Linked DNA regions of Homo sapiens: regions 1, 2 and 4 are each linked to region 3. A link is a contact called in ENCODE Hi-C or POLR2A ChIA-PET data. All regions are on one chromosome and are shown on one strand. Each heading gives the region's core, a stretch centred on a gene start or an enhancer-like site at or near the end of the contact. The rest is flanking DNA. Distances are from core to core; before and after follow the strand shown. Region 1 holds the start of MYO3B (myosin IIIB). Region 2 has its middle 23 kb from the start of MYO3B. Region 3 holds the start of UBR3 (ubiquitin protein ligase E3 component n-recognin 3). Region 4 holds the start of KLHL41 (kelch like family member 41).

Region 1 (2,965 bases), core at 466-2,965, 350 kb before region 3:
GAATAAGGAAACACATACCATACAAGCGTGAGTAAATTAGAGAATAATTCCAAACCAATACATAAGCAAGTGCATAATAGTTGTGTTAGTCCATTTTCTGCTGCTGTAACAGAATACCACAGACTGCATCATTTATAAACAATAGAAGTTTATTTGGCTCATGGTTCTGGAGGCTGGGAAGTCCAAGATCAAGGGGCCACATCTGGTGAGGGCCTTCTTGCTGCATCATAACATGGTGGAAGGTCTCACATAGTGAGACAGGGCAAGAGAGTGAGAGCTCAAGAGAGAGAAAAAGGAGACTGAACCTATCCTTTTACTAGGAGCCGTCTCCCACAATAACAGCATTAATCCATTCATAAGGGCAGAGCCCTCATGACCTAGTCACCTCTTAAAGGTCCCATTTCTTCTCACAATGGCAATTAAATTTCAACATGATCTTTGGAGGGGACATTCAAACCATAACCATGGTAAAGACGTAAGAGTAGGAACTGGCTTCTTCACAAACCACCTATCTGGATGCTGCTAGATAGGGCCTGTTCAAGTATAGCTCAAATGTCTTCTCTTCTAGGAGGCCTTTCCTAATTTTCCCACTAGAACTGACCTTTATGGTTCCACTGATTATGTACTCTTTTCCTTTCTTTAAATTTTATTTTATTTTAAGTTCCAGGTTACATGTGCAGGACGTGCAGGTTTGTTACACAGATAAACATGTGCTATGGTGGGTTGGCTGCACCTATTAAGCCCCCCATGCATTAGCTATTTATCCTGATGCTCCAGGGGAGACACTCAGGACTGGCATTTGACAGAGCTTGGTAGAGGAATCCAATGATCTCTAGGTTGATCTCTAAGTTCCATCTCTAATGTTCTATGGATTTTAAACCTTGAATATACAAAATTACTGAGAGGAAGAAAAGAATCATGGCATAATGGAATTTATCTACTATTGTTTACATTGTCATGTTACCAAATTAACAAATCTGTCATGATATTGCAGTCACTAAGGAACAATACATACCCACAGCTCTTACAAATGATTAACTAAATGATCAGATTTTTCATTTCCCCACCAAAGCATGAGGAAATTTATCTTAGCTTTAGCTGCCTGAAACCTCTCTTGGGTGAAAAACATTAAAAACATCTGCAAATTACTGATGACTAATGCCCTTCAATTTGGCCTCAAGCTGAGAAATTCTGTGCAGAAATAAAGTGGTTTATAATCCCACAGGTCCATTCTATTATAAACTGCAGGTGGCAAATCAAGTGACTATGAACTATGCTGTGTGTATGTGTGTGTGTGTGTGTGTGTGTGTGTGGTGTGTGTCTGTGTAAAAAGCAATACTCAAGAGGGTGTTTATCCTACTCCTTCAAGAGAAATTTAACCACCCAGACAAAAGGCAAATGCTAACTGAGAGGACCCAGGAATCTGGGTGATGTCAGACAGAGGCCCAAAGCCAGAGTGGCTGTCATCCCCCTCCACTGCCCACCAGCCAGGGCAGCTGCATCTGCCCTTTGCAGAAAAACAATCTAAAGCAAGCACAGAAGAAAGCTGGAAGGAAAATAACTGCAACTCACATCGATGACCTATTTTCTGAATCCGGCTTATGAGAGATTGGATTCTCATTCCTCCAAAAACCAGCAGAACACTTCAGGCCCAGAAAATGGTGTCTTTGATGACTAGAATGTATGACACATCATTACCAAAGGACTTTCGATCTAGGTTCCAAGAGGTGTTAGCCTCAGATGACTATTGTGGGAGGAGCTGATAAATCCACCAAATCCTTGGTGACTTTGCTTCACTATTAGGCAAGATTAAGATGATGCTAATTGGTAGTGAGCCTGATCTATTTAGTGTCTCCTACCAGGACACAGAGCAGAATCAAAACCATTCTCACAGATCCTGTTTGCATGTCATTTAACAGTTCCAATGTGATATTCCCCCAACCTTTTAAAGTTCCTTCATTCCAGATTAAATTCCTTCATTCCAAATGCTGCACAATCAAAACTAATCATCTTTTTGTGAGCAAAGGGCATAATCAAAGCATGTAGTCAGGGTCACTTTTCTGAACTGCAGATAAACCCAGGGGAAACACCATGAGTTTCTGATCTGAATTACCAAGCAATGAAACAGTGACTATTCAACAGTGACTATTCATTCAGTAGCATGCCCTGGGCTATATACAGAACAGTAGGTTAAGAGGAGGCAGGGGGTGGGGGGGTGGTGCTGGGCATGGTGGATCACGCCTGTAATCCCAGTACTTTGGGAGGCCAAGGCTCGTGGATCACCTGAGGTCAGGAGTTCGAGACCAGCCTGGCCAACATGGGGAAACCCCATCTCTACTAAAAATACAAAAATTAGCAGGGTATGGTGGTGTGCGCCTGTAATCCCAGCTACCAGGGATGCTGAGGCAGGAGAATTGTTTGAACCTGGGAAACGGAGGTTGCAGTGAGTAGAGATTCTGCCACTGCACTCCAGGCTGGGCAACAAAGTAAGACTCCATCTCAAAAAAAAAAAAAAAAAAAAAAAAGGGAGAGAGGGGAAGTGAGAAACAGGAGGGTAGGGTCCCCAGAAAGCTTCTTTTCTGGCCAGCTAACATGACACATAGGCCCATGTGAAATAGTTGAAGACTGTGCAATAACACTGGATAAGCTATATCCATCAATTCTGAGGAGGAGTCAGTTCAACCCAGGACCAAGACTTGAGTGGGAATGCTTCCTGGAGCAGATAAATCTAGGTACAGTTTTGAATGAAGAAGTGAAAAGGATTAGTGTAGATGAGGCAGGAGAGAAACCCAGAGCCAAGAAACAGCACACAGAGAATGCAAATATGAAGAAGGTGATTTAAAGGACAGCGATCTTACTCCCGCTAGTCAATAATGGCCTTTGTGTTTCCATTTACTGTCATAAGAATCTTAAGAATGGGGATAATGTGTTCTATCTTCCTATATTTCCTACAGTATTTGCACAT
Region 2 (2,834 bases), core at 247-2,746, 330 kb before region 3:
TCCATTCTCTTGTCAGAGGGTCAGTGCTTGTGCCTCTCAGGGCATAATTTCTCTCTTCTTCCCAAAGCAACTCAATGCCAACAGTTAGAATGAACTCAACGCTCATTTAATTATGTGGGTTCTCCTATGATTAGATAAACATGCATAAGAATGACTTTGAAAGCATTTTTATAAGCTCCTTTCCAGGCCATGCTCTAAGAGATTTTATTTAAACTGATACTCTAGGTTATTTTGATGCTAGAGGTCTCCAGACCACATTTTGAGAACCAGCACTCTAGCTTTACAGCTAAGGAAGCTGAAACCAGACAGGTAAATTATCCTAGTACCTAGTTAGTATATAATAACAGCAAACGTTTATATAGCACTTACAATGAGCTAGGTATGGTTCCAGACGTTTTACACATGCAGTAGGAATTCATTTAATCTTCACAACAACTCTATAAGGTAGATATGCTTATCATCTCGTTTTATAGATAAGGAAACTGATGCACAAAGAGGTGAACTAAGTTGCTCATGGTCAACAATAAGAAAATATCAGACTTGCCCCTTGAATCCAGACTGCCTGAATCAAGAGTCCACCATCACCACTATCTCAGAGGGGCAAATGTGGGTCTGAACCCAGGTCGTCGGATGTCCATAATGGGTGCTCTCTATCACACGTGCTGCTTTGAAGGCTGTGAGTCTCAAATAAAAAGCTGGAGTTCTGCTGTTGGCCACCGAGAGACCCAGTGATTTTTCTTTCCAGGAAGAGCTGGCTTGTTTCTGAGACTTTTCCGTACCACTTCTTTGCCTCTGCAAAATTCTGTACTTTTCTTTGCTTAGGGCATCTTGAGAACCAGAGCAGCTCAACTTCAGAACTATAGTTAAGCTAAGCTTTAACTGACACATTCTTTGAGCAATTAAACTGACGCATTCTGTTAGCAATTCCAGAGGAGGACAGGAATTTAAGTGTGTGCTGAAGATTAGAACGCCTGAAATTATACTTCCAACTTTGCCTCATTGTTAAACTTTTCTTTTTTTTTTCTGCTTGAACTGACTGAGAGACCCAACTTCTCATGGAAAAGCTTGGGAAAGTCAGAAGTTCCAGTCATTAAGAAGAAAGTGTGGAAAGTCTGGTTGACAGAAACAAGCTCAAAAGCAGAAGTGTCTGACTACAAATTCAAGTGCACTTGTCTGCATGAGAGAATAACCTTCATGAGACATTTCTCTTTATGACTCTGCTGTTTCGAATCTCTGGCTGGCTGTAACAATAATTAAGCAAAGTTTTTTATTTCTGAGTCCCTTCATTTAAAAAAAAAAAACAATGAAAAAAACTCTCCATGGTCCCTTTAGTGAGCTCTTCCTTGCTGCTTTGTTACTTGGTACTGATAGCTAAAGGTTCTTATTCCAGCTGGTTCTGCAGCTCTGACTCAACTGCCAACTTCCTGACTTTCAGAAATCTCATTTCCAGATCCCTGCTGTTTTTCTGCGTGATGCTGATTGCTGGCTCTGGTTCCCAGGAGGCGCCCAAGATCGGATTAACTGCCAGCTTCCTGATGCACAGCCTTGTTATCAGCGCCTATATCCTTGTTCAGCAAAGTGCCTCTCCACCAACTTAATGTTCTTTTCACCACCCCATTTCTGCACGATGTAGTCACAGTAAGACACAGAGTGTGCAGTCCCGATCCCAGTGCTACATAATAAAGATCCAGAGCTCACTTTTGTTGCACTCATGTTCTCGCCAACTGCTGGTCACTAGACTATCAGGAACAATAAGCGCAATTTTGGAAAGGGTGATGCCTTGGGATTTTATTGCTGCACTACACTAGGACAAGGAAAGCAATTGTACTGTGCAGTGTTGCCCAGCATTTGAGAACTCTTTGTTGTTTTTGCCACATTCAAGGCTTTTTGTAGGTATCCTTTATCAGGTTTAAGAATTACAGATTACAGGCATGAGCCACAGCTAGGCACAATGGCTCATGCCTGTAATCCCAGCACTTTGGGAGGCTGAGGCAGGAAACTTGCTTGAGCCCAGGAGTGCAAGACCTCCCTGGTCAACATGGCAAGGCCTCATCTCTATAAAAAATTTCTTAAAAAATTAGTTGCTGGGCATTGTGGCATACACCTATGGTTCCAGCTACTTGGGAGGTGGAGGTAAAAGGATTGGTTGAGCCCAGGAGGTCAAGACTGCAGTGAGCCATGTTTATGCCACTGCACTCTAGCCTGGGCAACAGAGCAAGACCCTGTCTCAAAAATAATTAAATAATAATAATTTCCCTTCTATTCCTAGTTCGCTGTTTTTTTTTCATGAGTGAATGTTGAATTTTTTAAATGCTTTCTCTGCATCAATTGATATAATCATGTGCTTTTTCTTTTGACTATTAATAGGGTGACTTGCATTGATTGATTTTCACAGACTGAACTATTTTTGCATTCTCAGGATAAACTCCACTTGGTTGTGGCGTAGTATTCTTTTTTTATATTGCTGGATTGTTGTGCTAATAATTTGTTGGGGGGTTTTGTGTCTATGGTCATGAGGATATTGACCTGCAGTTTCCTTGTCTTGTTACTGCCTTCGTCTAGTTTTGCTTTCAGTGTAATGCTAGCCTCATAAAATGAGTTGGGAAGTATTTCTTTCTCTTCTATTTCCTGAAAGAAATTGTTGAGGATTGATTTCTTTTTTAAATATTTGATAGACTTACTGAAACTCTAGTTTTTAAAGATTTTTTATTATGGATTCAATTACTTTTGATAATTATAAGATCATTCAGATTATCTATTTTGTCTTGGGTTAGTTTTGGTAACTTCTGGTTTTCTGAGGACCTAGTCTGTTTCATCTACATTGACAAATGTAT
Region 3 (2,959 bases), core at 131-2,630:
AGGTTCACGTATCAGTGAGTGAACAAAGTGCCCTTAACTGGAGAAGACCTAACACTTGATTCCTGGTTCGCTCAGTATTTTGTTTGTTCTCCTGGTATGGAGGGTATTCTGTAACTGACTGCTCAGTAGCCCAATTCTAAATGTCATTCCAGCATACCAAATAATCCACTGACAGCTCAACAGTCACTTTTCATGCAGGCCCCTCCCCTTCCCTCCTCCCTCAACCCTCAAGAGCTCCTTCTCTCACAGTGACAGACACACTGGCAGTTCAGAAGACCTTTTCCTCAAGCGTCCTTCCCTGCACGTACAAGACCACCTCCCCAGCTCTCATCATCCCGCGAGCCAATACGGTCCCCAATAACATCCCCTCCCAGCCAATCCAAATCACAACCTAAGTCTCTTCCCAAGAACCAGGCTTTACAGCCTTTCCCAACAAGTACACACTTGACAGCTCGACACGAGCTTCCCCAAAAATCATTTCCCCTCACTCCCCTCCTACCCCATACACTGGCTCTTTTCTCGCTATCATTTACCCACCCTGGCTTCCCCAAAATTCACAGCCCGGTTTCCTAAACATGCTCTCCGCTCTCCTCTCCCCTCCTTCTCCTCCCCACCCCCTTTCCACCGCTGACAGCTCAGTCACCTCCATCCCCCTGTGGCTGCACCCTCCCCCGCACCCTCCCCTTGACAGCTCAGAGTGGGCTCCCAGTGCTCCGCTCCAGGCCCTCCCGCGACGTCCCCGGCCCAGGGTCGCCTCGCCCGCGGGGAGGGCTCCACTCACCCGCTCTCCCGCATCACGTTGCTGTCCCCGCAGTCGCAGGCGCCCCCGGCCTGGCTGCGGAACATGTTGAAGTCGTGTCCGGTGTGGTCGCCCTGGTGGAAGCACTCGGCGCACAGCGACATGCAGGGCGAGATGCCGCACGTCCGGCAGCGGTAGGCCACGAAGTTGGCTGTCCAGACCAGGCCGCAGAGCGCCGCGGGATCGTAGGCCCGCACCGCCGCGCAGAACTCGTCGTAGCCGCCGCCGCCCGCCAGAAGGCACTTACACCACTCCAGGGCCTCCTCCTCGGCCGCCCCCGGACCGCCCCCGCCTCCGGCCGCCGCCGCGTCCTCGCCGCCGGCAGCCGCGGCCAGCGGCCGCTCGGCGCTCAGCACCCGCTCCAGCAGCGCCTGCAGCTCCTCAGCACCTGCGCGGTTGTCCGGCCGGCTGAGGGCCGCCTTGAGGTGCGCGGCGGTGGCCGCCTTGTCTAGGGCCAGCCCCGGCGCGGGCAGCTCGGGCTGTGACGGCTGCTGGCCCCCGACGGCCGCCGCGGCCGCCGCCGCCATGATGAGAGCTCAGAATTTGGAGAGTCCAGGGCCAGCGGCTCCTCCAGGGAGAGTGAGGGAATAGACTGCTGCGATTGCTCGGCCCGCCCAACTCTCGCGATACCCGGAGCGTCCGCGCTCCTCCGCCCGCAGCCCCGCCCCTACACACGCCCCCTCGGGCTGCAGAGCCTTCCTCCCGCCCCTCTCTCCTGGGCGCCTGTGGACCAAGCTAGGCTCCCAACTTTCTAAGTTAAGAGCTACTGAAATAAAGTACTCACCTTATAGGAAATCTTTAATAAGGGCAATTATTTCTTTATTTGCATAGACTACAGGAATTATTCACATCATCTTTCAGATGTACTTTAGGCATCTGCATTTTGTCTGAGATGTACATTCCTACTGTTATCAAAGTCCAGCGGGCGACAGAATGAAACCCCAACTTAAGGAAAACAAAAACTGTAGGAAAAGCAATCCAAAGAAGAACAGAAGGCCAGGCGCGGTGGCTCACGCCTGTAATCCCAGCACTTTGGGAGGCCGAGGCAGGCGGATTACTTGAGGTGAGGAGTTTGAGATCAGCCTGGCTGACATGGTGAAACCCTGTCTCTACTAAAAATACAAAAATTAGCCGGGCATGGTGGCGCACGCCTGTAATCCCAGCTACTCCGGAGGCTGAGGCAGGAGAATCACTTGAACCCAGGAGGCGGGGGTTGTAGTGAGCCGAGATCGCGCCACTGCACTCCAGCCTGGGTGACAAAGCGAGACTCCGTCTCTAAAAACAACAACAACAACAACAACAACAAAGAAGAACAGGAGTGTTTCCAATCCATAACCTTGTGTTTGAAATGAATGAAACATAATTAAAACAGGTTATTCCTGGTCTTCTACATGAGTTAAGTATGTCACGATCATCATATAACAGTGATAAGTTAAATTTGCTCAATAATTTTACGAATCACTAAATTATAAACTAAATAAAACTTTATGTATTAACTTTACATGCTAAAACTTTGTATGTTTTAACTCATTTGATTCTCATAACAGATAACTTTGAATTCTGCTATTCCTAGAAGTAGCAGCCTCAGACACTTCTCTACTTCGTCATCGTCCATTCACTCTTTTTCTTCTTCCTATAATAATGCAAAGAGGTGTCCATCCACAGGCTTAAACGCAATCCTGCAATCCTTTTACTTAACCACTGGATCCTGCCTTCTCAGGATCCCAACTCCATCCAATATCCTCTTGCATTTTTAACCCCTCTCTTTCTATTAGCTCAATTCTTGTCAGAATTTGTCTCCTCCTGTCTTAAAAATAATTGAAAAAATAATAAAGCTTCCCCCATTACTAAGCATCCAACCATTCTTTTCGTAGGCCACCTTTCTCTTTCTCTTTCTTTTCTTCTTTCTTTTTTTTTTTTTTTTTTTTGAGACAGGGTCTCACTGTCGACCAGACTGGAGTGCAGTGGCGCAATTTCAGATCACTGGAAGCTTTGCCTCCCGGGCTCAAGCGATTTTCCCACCCCAGCCACCCGAGCAGCTGGGACCACAGGCTCGCGTCATCAGACCCAGCTAATTTTTGTATTTTTAGTAGAGACAGGGTCTCCTTATGTTGCCCAGGCTGGTCTCAAACTCCCGTCTCAAGCAATCCGCCCATCTCG
Region 4 (2,700 bases), core at 43-2,542, 320 kb after region 3:
TTAGAGTAAAATGCAAGCAGCTTGAATAATTCACAAATTGGCTAACTGGATGGTGAGTAACAGCCTTCCCTTTAAGCAACTACATATACAAAAAGTCCTTCTTACCTGGAAGAAGTATGACTGTAGAGGTTGATCCTTATTTTCTTCATCCACATATAGTCCTCCTACCACATATATCTGATTTTGCTGGGTAACAATGCTGGAATGATTTCTGGGAATCTGCTCAGCCAGTGCAGTAAGGTAGCATTCATTTTCCGTGGGGTCATAAGCCACTGCTGCTGTGTCATTAACCAAGAGGATGAGGTCTTTTACAAACATTCCATGCCTGGGAATGTCATTCAGGTAACCAGGAAGTAAATCTTCATCACCAACATCACCATTCACCTCACCAGCCCCAGTCTTCGCGGCATTTTTGCTAGGTTCTGGGAGTTTGCCTGCGAAAGCATCTTTTAGAACTTTGATTTTTTTCTGGAGGTCTGGGTTGCTTTTAATTATATCATCTTTCTCAACATGATCCTTAAAATATTTTTCTGTCATAAGGCGAAAACGGATACAATCAAACACTTCACTAAGGTTTTTAACCCTGTTTTCCTTGTCTGTTCGCACCCATTTCATCACTGCCTCAAATACTGCTTCTTCTTTTTCTACATTTAGGCTGTCATTTGAAATGACTGAGATCAGTTCCTGTGGAGACAGTTGCATAAAGTCCTCTTCCTTACAAATCTGTACAAAGCGATCAGACACAAATTCACGGGCAGAAATGGCGAGTCTCGGGCAGTCAAGAAGAAGTCCTAATCTTAGGATGGCTAGACAGTTACCAGGAGCAAGTCTTTTCTGAAGATAAGAAACGCAGACAGTAAACACTGAGGGGATCTGAAAGCGGCTGGCCAATGCAAAAATATCTTGCACATTTCCGTCATTGAGATCAATACTGGCAGAGTACAGGTATTTGATGATTAAATCAAGTATAGCAGGATCCACATTGTCTAGCACTACCTCCTTTTTTTTCGCCTCATCAATTTCAGATAAAAAGTACTCACGGAAGTAAGGACTACAAGCTGACAAAATCAATCTGTGGCAAGGAAGACTTTTGTCACCTGCTTTTAGGGTGCAATCGATGAATTTTTTCTCATCCAGGAGATCTTTTAGACCATCCTGAAGAAGGGTGGATTGGTAAAGCCGCAGTTCCTCTGCAAGTTCCCGCTGGGAATCCATTCTGTGAGAAACCTGGGTAAGGAAGGGGACACTGAAGGCCTTAGCTCCTTGCAGCACACAGGTCTAGCTGTAAAAAGGCAGATCAGTGTGCTTTGCCCAGCTTGAAGCCTTTGCAATTTAATCCCACTAGCTAAATATAGATACCAACTCTAACAACGGGAATTTAGGAGAGCTGGCTTGGAAAGAAGAGTTGTTCTTGCAGCTGTTATAGATTGAAAGTAACAACTGGAACTTTTAATCACTAGGGAAACAGCTAAGAAACAAGACATTTAAGTGAAGTTGAAAGCTTAAAAATACATAACACATTAGAAGATATACTAATAAAGGCTACTACAAGAAAATGTTTATTGAATTAACAGAAAAATGAATCATAAAAATGAGTCACTCCTCTAAATATGTTCTAGTGTCAAGCTACTTGGCTCTCTGAATTAATGATGCAAAGGTCAAGAATATGAGATGTGTTCATTTGAATACTCATAAGCAAGATCTCATTTCCAATAATTGTTAACATACAAATTTTTACTTTCTACTCAGAACAGTGGGATATAGATATTTCTTTTAGAAGTAGTAAACTTAAAGATGTTTACTTCTGTACTAGTTTTACAAAACCTTTAATGTTGCCATGATAATTGAAAAAAGAAATGCAGAGGAATTGCTAATTTTCTAAAACATTCCAAATTATTCTTACATGGAAAAACTGTAATTAATATTGAATTAAATTATAAAATTATTTATTCATATCCTGCCTTGTCATACAAATGATCTAATGTGGCAAACGATAATAAGGTAAAATAAAAGCAAAAGGTTAAAAGGAATCACAGAGCCAGAAAAAATAATTAAAAGTCAATCTAGGGAACGAAAAAGTCCACACACATTCAAATAAGATCACAAAAGATAATCTGTAATTTTAAATATCAAAAATTATCATTCATTAAATAAAACGTGAAAAATAGAACAGATATAACCCCATGAGAACAATGTTATCACTAAACACAGCAAAATCAAGATGAACTCCTACAATGGTCATAGAGAACAGCCCCCCCTTTTTTTAAAGAGTATATAACTGGGGACATAACGTAGGCTGTTGATTATAATAGAATACCATATTAATTATGGAGGTAGAAGTAATGATTTGAAAGAAAATCGGTCCTTTGTTTATATATAGATGGTATAATATACTTCATTAAATACTTTCATTTATTTATTTATTTTTGAGACAGAGTCTCGCTCTGTCACCCAGGCTGGAGTACAATGGCGCAGTCTCGGCTCACTGCAACTTCTGCCTCCCGGGTTCAAGCAATTCTCTTGCCTCAGCCTCCCGAGTAGCTGGGATTACAGGCACCCGCCACCATGCCTGGCTAATTTTTGTATTTTTAGTAGAGACAGGGTTTCATCATGTTGGCCAGGCTGGTCTCGAACTGCTGACCTCGCGATCCGCCTGCCTCGGCCTCCCAAATTGCTGGGATTACACGTGTGAGCCACCGC

What was found. Hi-C counts contacts between places; a loop is a spot of excess contacts on that map. ChIA-PET counts read pairs that join two places held with the same protein, here RNA polymerase II (POLR2A). Pooled maps may share reads with other maps.
Region 1: a map with no recorded cell type shows a loop between it and region 3 (6-fold over the local background). The contact joins the promoter of MYO3B here to the promoter of UBR3 in region 3. A Hi-C loop is called at or near these places in 5 of 37 single-sample maps with no recorded cell type and 4 of 50 pooled maps. POLR2A ChIA-PET finds 5 or more read pairs at or near these places in 1 of 52 experiments (GM12878).
Region 2: a map of endothelial cell of umbilical vein shows a loop between it and region 3 (4-fold over the local background). The contact joins the enhancer-like site here to the promoter of UBR3 in region 3. A Hi-C loop is called at or near these places in 1 of 168 maps with a recorded cell type or tissue (endothelial cell of umbilical vein) and 4 of 50 pooled maps. POLR2A ChIA-PET finds 5 or more read pairs at or near these places in 2 of 52 experiments (Panc1 and endothelial cell of umbilical vein).
Region 4: a loop to region 3 is called in a map of gastrocnemius medialis, with 2.0 times the contacts of the local background. The contact joins the promoter of KLHL41 here to the promoter of UBR3 in region 3. A Hi-C loop is called at or near these places in 1 of 168 maps with a recorded cell type or tissue (gastrocnemius medialis) and 2 of 50 pooled maps. POLR2A ChIA-PET finds 5 or more read pairs at or near these places in 1 of 52 experiments (endothelial cell of umbilical vein).

The regions. Positions count from the first base shown.
Region 1 is chr2:170,176,897-170,179,861 of GRCh38, reverse strand. It overlaps MYO3B (myosin IIIB), which reads right to left and starts at 1,715. Exons shown (of 35, transcript NM_138995.5): 1 at 1,573-1,715. The coding sequence starts at 1,574.
Region 2 is chr2:170,153,918-170,156,751 of GRCh38, reverse strand. No RefSeq gene overlaps it. Among named protein-coding and RNA genes, the nearest start is that of MYO3B, 23 kb to the left of the region's middle. RefSeq lists a silencer at 1,179-1,228. Within about 2 kb of position 1,496, at least 3 of the 41 ENCODE cell types and tissues checked have a DNase peak (open chromatin) inside an H3K27ac peak, as active enhancers do; they include endothelial cell of umbilical vein, where a contact is called at or near this core.
Region 3 is chr2:169,825,875-169,828,833 of GRCh38, reverse strand. It overlaps UBR3 (ubiquitin protein ligase E3 component n-recognin 3), which reads right to left and starts at 1,380. Exons shown (of 39, transcript NM_172070.4): 1 at 782-1,380. The coding sequence starts at 1,326. RefSeq lists silencers at 637-766, 1,027-1,586.
Region 4 is chr2:169,508,294-169,510,993 of GRCh38, reverse strand. KLHL41 (kelch like family member 41) reads right to left here and starts at 1,292. Exons shown (of 6, transcript NM_006063.3): 1 at 106-1,292. The coding sequence starts at 1,215.